2 separate regions of the Homo sapiens genome follow, and region 1 is linked to region 2. The links are chromatin loops, found by intact Hi-C in ENCODE. Cell type or tissue: Caco-2. All regions are shown on one strand. Links, peaks and the distances in the headings refer to the core of each region. The heading gives the core; the rest is flanking DNA.

What was found. A loop is a pair of places that touch in the nucleus more often than their neighbours do. Peaks named below come from ENCODE experiments on the same cell type or tissue, not always from the same donor. Only the 100,000 strongest peaks of a DNase experiment are listed, where the experiment ranks them.
Region 1: it touches region 2 in a loop (3-fold over the local background); 8 of 110 quality-filtered maps call a loop at or near these places.

What each region holds. Positions count from the first base shown.
Region 1 is chr15:88,929,387-88,934,765 of GRCh38, forward strand. No RefSeq gene overlaps it. Among named protein-coding and RNA genes, the nearest start is that of MFGE8, 19 kb to the left of the region's middle. In Caco-2, for the core only: no CTCF peak of the experiment used is centred there; DNase peaks (open chromatin) are centred at 3,093 and 3,325.
Region 2 is chr15:88,993,024-88,998,402 of GRCh38, forward strand. No RefSeq gene overlaps it. Among named protein-coding and RNA genes, the nearest start is that of CARMAL, 45 kb to the right of the region's middle. RefSeq lists an enhancer at 144-1,045. In Caco-2, for the core only: no CTCF peak of the experiment used is centred there; DNase peaks (open chromatin) are centred at 2,638 and 4,698; H3K4me3 peaks cover 1,254 bases.

The DNA of each region.
Region 1 (5,379 bases), core at 117-5,116, 64 kb before region 2:
TTTCCCATCTTCATAGCCTACACCTTAAGATTAAGGTGTTATAAAACCAAAGGGAGGGATGGAAACCACCTTTGCAAAATTATGACTGAGACAGTGGAAGAGATCTAACTTCACTGACTCCATCTTACTTCTAACCTCCAGGCTGTCCTTGTTCGTTCCTGGGCATAGGCTGAACTAACTTTGGGAGAAACTTAGTTTATAGTTTAAGCAAAGACAGTAACAGCCCTTTCCCAAAGCAGACCTCATTCTTGCCTGGGACTAGATTGCCTTTGTAGGATTAACATTAGCCACAAGATTTGAAATTATGGTTAAGGAGTCATGCAGCTGGAGGCTACAAGATTCTGACCCTCCCTAAACTGCTCCTAAGATCAGTGCTTGAGATATTTTGCAGACCCTGCACTGGATGGATCAGCTGGCACCACCCAGATCAATAAACTGGCTCATCTGATCTTCTGGCTCCCACCCAGGAACTGACTCAGCACAAGAAGACAGCCACAACTCCCTATGATTTCATCCCTGGCCAATCAGCATTCCTGGTTCACTGGCATCCCCCCACCCACCAAGTTATCCTTAAAAACACTGTTCCCTGAATGCTTGGGAAGACTGATTTGAGTGATAATAAAACTCCGGTCTCCAGCACAGCTGGCTCTGCAGGAATTACTCTTTAGCTATTGCAATTCCCCTTTCTTGATGAATTGGCTCTGTCTAGGCAGTGGGCAAGGTGAACCTCTTGGGCAGTTACACAAGTATTCAGCTTTGGACAAATATGCTGAAAGAAAATTACCCAAATAAAAAGGAATATAGAAAGATGCGGCCGGGTGCAGTGGCTCATGCCTGTAATCCCAGCACTTTGGGAAGCTGAGGCAGGTAGATCATTTGAGGTCAGGAGTTCGAGACCAGCCTGGCCAACATGGTGAAATCCTGTCTCTACTAAAACTACAAAAATTAACCAGACATGCTTGCTTGAACCCAGGAGGCAGAGGTTGCCATGAGCCGAGATAGTGCCACTGCACTCCAGCCTGGGCAACAGAGCAAAACTCCGTCTCAAAAAAATAAAAAATAAAAATAAAAACAAAAAAACGCCTTGAGAAAGGCACAAGCCTGGCTGATTGATCAAGAGAATGAGGGCAGGAGAGTAGAACCCAAGAGGCATGGAGTCAGACAAGGGCCAGCCCTGGCAGGACTTTGTCAGCCTGGGTTTGAAGGCTGGTTTTGCCATATACCAAGTAGGTGATCTTAGGCAAGTTCCTCAATCTCTGCCTGAGCCTCAGTTTCCTAACCTGTAACATGGAGTAATAATAACGCCTATCTGGTTATTTCTAGCCTAGGCCTGTAACATTCTTGTACATGTCTTTTGGTGAGCATATGCCTACATATCTGTTGAGTGGTTACCTAGGAATTGCTGAATCATAAAGCACACACATACTTAGCTGAGTAGATGCTGCCAGTGTTCCAAAATGTTTGTACCCCTCCAGTGGATTTTATGTGTTTTGTTTTGTTTTGTTTTTGTTTCGCATATACAATCAAATCCACTTTGTTTACCATTACCTCAATAAACAGAATGTTGAGCAAAAGAAACCAGACACAAAAGAGGACATGTTCTGTGGTTCCATGTATACAAAGGTCAGAGGCAGGCAAGAGTAATCAATGGTTTAGAAGTCAAAATAGTGGTTAATCTTGGTGGAAAACTAGTGATGTAGAAGTACAAGTGGGGCTCCTGGGGGGTCGGGAGGCTGGAAACATTCCAGTTCTGAGGGCTAGTTACATGGGTGTATTCACTTTGTGAAAAGTCACCAGGGTGTATAGTTGTGATTTGTGTCATGTTTTGAAGATATGTTGAACTTCATACAAAGCTTACATTTTTTAAAATTCTATTAAAGGACTTTAAGGAGGAGAGTGCCAATAGTTTTAAAAGATGGTTCTGGCTGCTATGTGAAGAATGGGTTCTATGGAGACGGGGGAGAAGCCCAAAAGCCAATTAGGAGGCTAGTACAGTGGTCCAGAAGATAAACAAGGGTCATTTGGGCCAGGAGTAAAGGAGCGGAGTTGGAAGAAAGAGGAAGAATACCGTATGTATTTTGGAAATAGAACCAACAAGACTTGCTGGTGGGTAGGATGTGTGGGGTTAAGTATACAGGAATCAAGGATGCTACCCAGGTTCTGGCCTGAAAAACTAAGTGGATGATGGTGCCTATATTGAAATAAGTTGCCTGTTACCTATCTATCCTTGCTAGGTGAGCTCCTTATCTCCAAGACTGGATGTGGGGCCCAGCATGATGGAAGTACCTCTAAGATATTTGTTGAATGAGCCAGGCATGGTGGCTTATGCCTGTAATCCCAGCACTTTGGGAGGCCAAGGCCAGCGAATCACCTGAGTTCAGGAGTTCGAGGCCAGCCTGGCCAACAAGGTGAAACCCCGTCTCTACTAAAAATTTAAAAAAAATTAGCCAGGCAAGGTGATGCGCACCTGTAATCCCAGTTACTTGGGAGGCTGAGGCAGGATAATTACTTGAACTCGGGAGGTGGAGGTTGCAGTGAGCCGAGACCATGACATTGCACTCCAGCCTAGGTGACAGAGCAAGATTCTATCTCCAAAAAAAGAAAAGAAAAGAAAAGAAAAAGGATATTTGGATATTTGTTGAATGAATAGAATGACTATCCCCTCATGGAAGAACCAGAAGCTAAGTGTGGAGACAACAGAACAGCAGATGTATACAGGAGAGGAAGTGCTCTCCAAAGAGAGGTGAACTGCTCTTGTTGGGGGTGAGTCCCTGTGATTGGAGGAATTTAAGCAAAAGGCATGTGTCAGGACAGTGAGAGGGATCATGGGGCCAAGTGACATTTTCTCTAAGGTGCGGGCTTACAAGTATGTGTCAACACTGCCTAACTCCATCGATTTGGAAAGGAGGGAAGAGGTTCTCCAGGCCAGCTCTTCCTCCTCCACTTTCCAGTATTCTCCAACACAGACATCACATGAGCTTGAGCAAAACAGGATGGCAGCCGCACACTCACACCCTCCAAATGCACACCCCCTATCCCAAACCAGATGCTCTGAGCATACATCACAATCAGAGCAAACATCCCAGTCCAGGGACCAAACAACCGCCTTTTGTTTCTAATCCAGAGGCTAAGGGCCAGAGGCCAGTGCTGGGGAATAAATATGCCTTCAGTTTAAAAATGTAAACGTGTTTTCTCACTGAAACCAAATGGGTGGGTCAAATTCTGAGGCTCCTTGATGTGATTTCCATAGTTCAGTTGGGTTTCTGTTGACTACTGTCCTCCACTGAATTCCTCTGGCCACTCCCTCCAGTCTGACTAGTTTCCTTCTTTGAAATCCTGCAGCCCTGACACTTGGAAGCAGCCAGTGGTCTCCTATTCACAGTTGGGTGGTGCCTTGGTATGTCTTCTCACCCAGTGTGTCTGCTGTTTGGAGACAGGCAGCTGGGTGTTGCACAGAAAGATTTAGAGCCTGAGATTTGGATTTGAGCCCCAGTTTCACATTTTATCTGGCTGATGACCTTTGCTGAGCTGTTGCTCAGACACATTTATTTCATTGATACAAGGTCATTTCCTCTCCTCTTTCCCAGATGATCAGTGGCATCTATTGGCCCAGAACAGTTCTAGGAGCCTGAATCTCCTGTGGATAAAGGAACACACTCAGGCCTGAGTTGGGTATTTAGTTGCAGAATAAGAAGGATGTGGAAGAAATACATTAGAAAGATTTATTTTTATAGGGCTCTGCTCAAAACCTTTCTAACTGGGCCAGCTGGACATCTGGACAACTCATCTCATGCCTGAGTCCACAGTAAGGCCATTTCCGGAAGAACATCAAGTTCTTTGTTGGAAATCAAACCCAAGAGCAAGAGCCCCAGAATGGGCAGGGTTGAGGGGTAGGCAGTGAACCACAAGTCCAGGAAGATTTGTTGCTGGCTAATCCCTACCCAACACCCAGCCTCTCCAATACCGCCCTCCTTCTTCATCCCTCAACTGGAAATGCCTCTCTTTAAGCCATGGGGGCCTTTTTTTTCTTTTTCTTTTTCTTTTTCTTTTCTTTTTTTTTTTTTTTTTGAGACAGAGTCTCACTCTGTCACCCAAGTTAGAGTGCAGTGGTGCAATCTTGGCTCACTGCAACCTCCACCTCCCAGGTTCAAGCAATTCTCCTGCCTCAGCCTCCCAAGTAGCTGGGATTACAGGCACCTGCCACCATGCCTGGCTAATTTTTGTATTTTTAGTAGAGATTTCACCATGTTGGCCAGTCTGATCTAGAATTCCTGTCCTAAGGTGATCCACCCCCCTCAGCCTCCCAAAGTGCTGGGATTACAGGCATGAGCCACCGTGGCTGGCCCTGCATGGGGGCCTTTTCAATGCAAAGATACCTGACCTGTTTAGGAGGTGAATGCCCTCTTTCTCCCACCCACTGTTCCCCTTTTCAAGCCAGCAGCCCAGGAGAACTTGTCAGACACTTATTTTCCCATTTTATCCAAGAAAAAGTCAACCATGTCAATGAACTGAGCAGCAGCTTAAAATTTCTGACTCCTTGCTCCAAACCTACTGCTCTATAGCTCTGGCCTCAAAGCCTTTTAGAACTCAACTCCTGAGTCCTAGCAGATGTCAAGAATGATGGAGTCGCCAAGTGAAAGAGTTGGTTGACCCAGCCTCTGCCACTTTTCAGATATACCACTGAGTCCAGTGGGGTCCCAGCTTGGCTGTATGGGACAACCCCCCCACCAAAGGGGGAAATTTAGACTTCATCTGCTGTCCATATCAGGGGAACCAGCCCCCAATAGGACAGAAAAGAACGTAGGTTCTTTTCTATTTTCCCTAAGTGTCAGCCAGTCTGAGAAATAAAGGGAAAGAGTACAAAAGACAGAAATTTTAAAGCTTGGTGTCCGGGGGAGATATCACATGTCAGCAGGTTCCATGATGCCCCCTGAGCTGCAAAACCAGCAAGTTTTTATTATGGATTTTAAAAGCGGAGGGGTGTACAAATAGGGTATGGGTCATAGAGATCACATGCTTCAAGGGCAATAAAATATCACAAGGCAAATGGGGGCAGAGTGAGATCACAGGACCAGAGTGAAATTAGAATTGCTGATGAAGTTTCATGTCCCACTGGGCACGCACTGTTATTGATAACATCTTATCAGGAGACAGGGTTTGAGAGCAGACAACCAGTCTAAAATTTACTAGGCAGGAATTTCCTCATCCTAATAAGCCTGGGGGCGCTACAAGAGACGGGGGCTTATTTCATCCCTTATCCACACCTGTATAAGACAGACACTTCTATAGCGGCCATTCTAAAGACTGCCCCCTAGGAATGCATTCTCTTTCTCAGGGCTGTTCTTTGCTGAGAAAAAGAATTCAGCAATATTTCTCCTG
Region 2 (5,379 bases), core at 307-5,306:
ACGATAAATGATTACATTTTTAGACATTTGGTGCCTTGATATCAGCAAGGGTTCTGCATGCATGCATTCCAGAGATGTATAGAAATTCTAGTTACTTACTAATTTTAACTTGAAAAGAGGCCTGGAACCAGGTGCCTTTAGATAATAGGGAAGCCTAATTACGTCTAAATTCCTCAGAGACAGGGGTTTTTGTCTCCGGAGGTCTGCTTGATGGTCACCAGGAGATTTTTGCTCTCCTCAATTAACATTTAAGAATATGGAGGAGCCAGGCACAGTGGCTCACACCTGTAATCCCAGCACTTTGGAAGGGAGAGGCAGGCAGACGGCTTAAGCTCAAGAGTTTGAGATCAGCATGGGCAACATGATGAAACCCCATCTCTACAAAAAACACAAAAATCAGCTAGGTATGATGGCATGCACCTGTAGTCCCAGCTACTGAGGAGGCTGAGGTGGGAAAATTGTTCAAGCCTGGTAAGTTAAGGCTGCAGTAAGCTGTGATAGCGCCACTGCACTCCAGCCTGGGCGACAAAGTGAGATCCTGCCTCAAAAAAAATAGAATATAGAGAGCCTGGCATAGTGGCTCATGCCTGTAATCCCAGCACTTTGGGAGGCCAAGGTGGGAGGATCTCTTGAGCAGTTCAAGATCAGCCCGGGCAACTTAGTGAGACCCTGTGTCTAAAAAAAAAAAAAAAAGTGAAATTAGCCAGGTGTAGTGGTGCTAGCTAGTGATCCTAGCTACTCCGGGGGCTGAGGTGGATGGCCTGAGCCCAGGAGGTCGAAGCTGCAGTGAGTCTATATCGCACCACTGCACTCCAGCCTGGGCAACACACCAAGACCCTGCCTCTCACAAAACAGAAAGAATATGGGAGAGGAGGGATTTGGGAGTCAACCTCATGTCCAAATCCAATCCCACCACCAATTCACCGGTGAGAGGTGAAGTCAGCTGGACTTCCTGAGTCAAGTGGGGACTTGGAGAACTTTTCTGTAACTAGCTACAGGTTTGTAAAATGGACCAATCAGCAGGACATGGGCAGGGACAAATAAGTGAATAAAAACTGCCCCCACCCCCACACCCCCCTACACCACCAGCCTGCAGCAGGCAACCCACTTGGGTCTCCTTCCATGCTGTGGAAGCTTTGTTCTTTTGCTCTTTAGGTTCGTGCCAACTTTAAGCTGTAACACTCAGGGCGAAGGTCCGCAGCTTCATTCTTGAAGTCAGCGTAGACCACGAACCCACCGGAAGGAACCATATTCCGGACACACCAGGACCCTGGGTAAGTTGTTCAGTCTCTGCATAAGTGAGAATAATACCTCTCACCTGAAGGGACTGTGCTGAGGACAACATAAAATTAGGTAGCTCTAAGACACTAGCTCCATGTCCTAGGCAAAGTAAATGCTCAGTGAATAGTGATCATTGCTACAGACTATGTAGCAATGTGTGCTATGGGCCAAGAGTGTGAGTTGCCTGGGCTTGAATCTCAGCTCCTGCTGCTTTCTTTCTGTGTGATCTGGGATAAGTTACTGACTCTGTCTGTGCTCCAGTGTTTTCATCATAGTACCTACCACATAGTGTTTGTTCTAAATACACGAACTCTTTTAATTTTAACATTCAGAACAGTCCATGACAGATTAGTGAGGGCTCAATAAAGGTGGGCTTTGCCCCTGATAACACAACCTGTTGAATTCTATTTGATTTGGCATATATATATATTTTGAGACGGAGTCTCGCTCTGTCGCCCAGGGTGGAGTGCAATGGCACGATCTCAGCTCACTGCAACCTCCGCCTCCCGGGTTCAAGCGATTCTCCTGCTTCAGCCTTCCGAGTAGCTGGGATTACAGGTGTGCACCACCAGGCCCAGCTAATTTTTGTATTTTTAGTAGAGACAGGGTTTCACCATGTTGGCTAGGTTGGTCTTGAACTCGACCTCGTGATCTGCCTGCCTCGGCCTCCCATAGTGCTGGGATTAACAGTCGTGAGCCACAGTGCCCAGCCTAATTTGGCATTTTACAAATTCCATTCACATCTATAAGTATCCTCCTTCTGAAGTGGAATCCCAGAGTCTGAAGTTTAACTCAGACCAAGTTTACAGCACCGAGCTGGGTGCAGTGGCTCACACCAGTAATCCCAGCATTTTAGGAGGCTGAGGTGGGAGGATCACTTGAGTTCAGGAGTTAAAGACCAGCCTGGCCAACATGGCAAAATCTCATCTCTACTAAAAATATAAACATTACCCGGGCAAGGTGGTGCACACCTGTAGTCCCAGCTACTGGGGAGGTTGAGGCAGGAGGATCCCTTGAGGCTGCAGTGAGCCGTGATCATGCCTCTGCAGTCATCTGCTTGATAGAGCGAGACCCTGTCTCAAAAAAATAAAGTCTCAGGAGTCTCGTTTCCAGAAGAAATGTCAGATCTGTGGGCCCAACAGTTACGTGTTCTGTTTGGCTCGCTTGTGGATCTTACATTGTTCACAGGACATCTAAAGAAGCTTTTAGGCTGACATTACCTTGAAAAGCTGGAGATACAAACCAGGAGAGGCTTCAAGGTGTCCCTCCCCACTGACTAGTGAACAAAAGGAATCCCAGATCTTGAAGACCTTTACACTGCTGTGGAGGCTTCCCTGCCTGAGCCCTATCAGCTGGAAACCCTGGAGTGGAATGTACAGGAGCTCGAGGATTCATGGATGAATCTATCCCATTACCCAATACTCACTGGGTGCTGAGCACTGGGGATGGCAGAATGCAGTGTATGCAGCTTTCCCTAAGTGACTTTGGACTGCACACTTAACATACATAGGTTTTCTTTTTATGAAGTGTATAAACCAAAAATAAAATTCTAAGCGCCCCCCACCCCCCACCCCGCCAACCCTCTGAATGGACTTTCTCCTTGGCCAGGGCGCTCTTAAATTTTTCTTTTTTTTTTTTTTTTGCTGAGATGGAGTCTTGCTCTGTCGCCCAGGCTGGAGTGCAGCGGCATGATCTCGGCTGACTGCAACCTCCGCCTCCCAGGTTCAAGTGATTCTCCTGCCTCAACCTCCCAAGTAGCTGGGACTACAGGCACGTGCCACCATGCCCGGCTAATTTTTTTTTTTTTTTTTTTTAGTAGAGATGTGGTTTCACTGTGTTAGCAGGATGGTCTCGATCTCTTGAACTCGTGATCTGTCCATCTCAGCCTCCCAAAGTGCTGGGATTACAGGCGTGAGCCACTGCACCCGGCCTTTTTCTTTTTTTTCCTTTAAGTTCTGGGATATATTTACAGAATGTGCAGGGTTGTTACATAGGTATACATGTGCCATGTTGCTTTGCTGCACCTATCAGTCCATCATCTAGGTTTTAAGCCCCGCATACATTAGCTATTTGTCCTAATGCCCTCCCTCTCCCTTCCCTTGCCCCCGACCCCCTGACGGGCCCTGGTGTGTGATATTCCCCTCCCTGTGTCCATGTGTTCTCATTGTTCAACTCCTGCTTAGGAGCGAGAACATGCAGTGTTTGGTTTTCTGTTCCTGTGTTAGTTTGCTGAGAATGATGGTTTCCAGCTTCATCAATGTCTCTGCAAAGGACATGAACTCATTCATTTTTTATGGCTGCATAGTATTCGATGGTGTATATGTGCCACATTTTGTTTATCCAGTCTATCATTGATGGGCATTCAGATTGGTTCCAAGTCTTTGCTATTGTAAATAGTGCTGCAATAAACATACGTGTTGGTGGGAGTGTAAATCAGTTCAACCATTGTGGAAGATAGTGTGGCAATTCCTCAAGGATCTAGAACCAGAAATACCATTTGACCCAGCCATCCCTATACTGGGTATATACCCAAAGGATTCTAAATCGCTCTTAAAATTTAACATGAGAGATGGGTCAGGCCATGATGGGAAGTAGGGATCGGACATGCCTCATTATACCTCTCCAATATTAACAGCAACACAGACCTTTAAGTCTAATAAGAAGCATTTACAACCTATTCTTTCTGAAGCCTGCTACCTGGAGGCTTCTTCTGCAAGTAAGAATTTGGTCTCTACCATCCTTTATCTTAACCCAGACATTTCCTTTCTATTGATCCTGATGGATTTTTAGATAAAAACCGATTGTCAACCAGAAAATTTTAAAATCTATCGATAGCCCGGAAGCCCCCACTTCCACCTTTCTGAACCAAACTAATGTATTTCTTAAATGTATTTGATTGAAGTCTCATGTCTCCCTGAAATGTATAAAACCAAGCTGCATCCCGACCGCCTTGGACATATGTTCTCAGGGCTTCCTGAGGGCTGTGTCCTGGGCCATGGTCACTCATATTTGGCTCAGAATAAATCTCTTCAAATATTTTACAGAGTTTGACTCTTTTCATCTACAGGTGTGTTGGGGCCCACAATACCATACTCCAAGATGAAAGTCTCAGAAGCAGCTCCAGAAATAAGTTTTTCTATGACCTTCTGCCCTTTTGTCTCTGGCCCCTTGTTCCCCCACAGGCTAGCCATAGAAACTAGAACCTTTCCCCAAGGCGAGCCATAGGAATCAGAGCCCCTTTTCCCCACAGCCAGCCATAAAACCCCAAAATATTGCTCTAATCCCACCCCCTTTCTGTGTAAAAACTGGTCATAAAGAAATTAACCTACCTTGTTTGACTGTGGGTCATAAGATCCCCATTCCGGAGAGAGTCCTGCCCCACACCCAGAAAAAAAGGGACTGCTGCAGAGACAGGCCAAGAAGAATCTACACAAACAGGCCTTGCTGGGTTCCCCCACTCGGGCTGTTAGCACTACATCACACCCTTTTTGTCCAATCATATTTCTATACAGCTGTCCATACTTTGTTGAACCTAAGCAAAGAAAGGGACAATCTCCTGTGAAAGGAAGATAAATCTTCCCCAAATCACTAAGCCAAAGGGAAAAGTCAAGTTTGGAACAGCGTTGGGCAAACCTGCCTCTCATTCTATTCCTAAATAAGATAGCTACAAAGATAAAAAAAATAAAAATTAAAAAAAAAAGGCTACATACCTCCTTCACAATTTGCCCACAAGGAAATTCCTTGTGGACAAAGGACAGAACTCAAAGTCATCCCTCTGCTCACATGGGACAAATGCATATGTGATGACTTCCTTTGCCCTGTTGTTTCACACTAATCCAGACTAAGGCATATTCCTGTAAATTGTGCATTCAGTGAAAGGCTAATCAGATACTCAAAAGAATGCACCCGTTTATGTCTTTTCTACCTATGATCTGGAAGCACCCCCCACACACAAAACTCTGAGTTGTTCCGCCTTTCCAGACTGAACCAATGTATTAAATACATCTTACATATATTGATTGACGTCTCAAGTCTCCCTAAAATGCTTAGAACCAAGCTGTGCCCAACCACCTTGGGCACATGTCATCAGGACCTCCT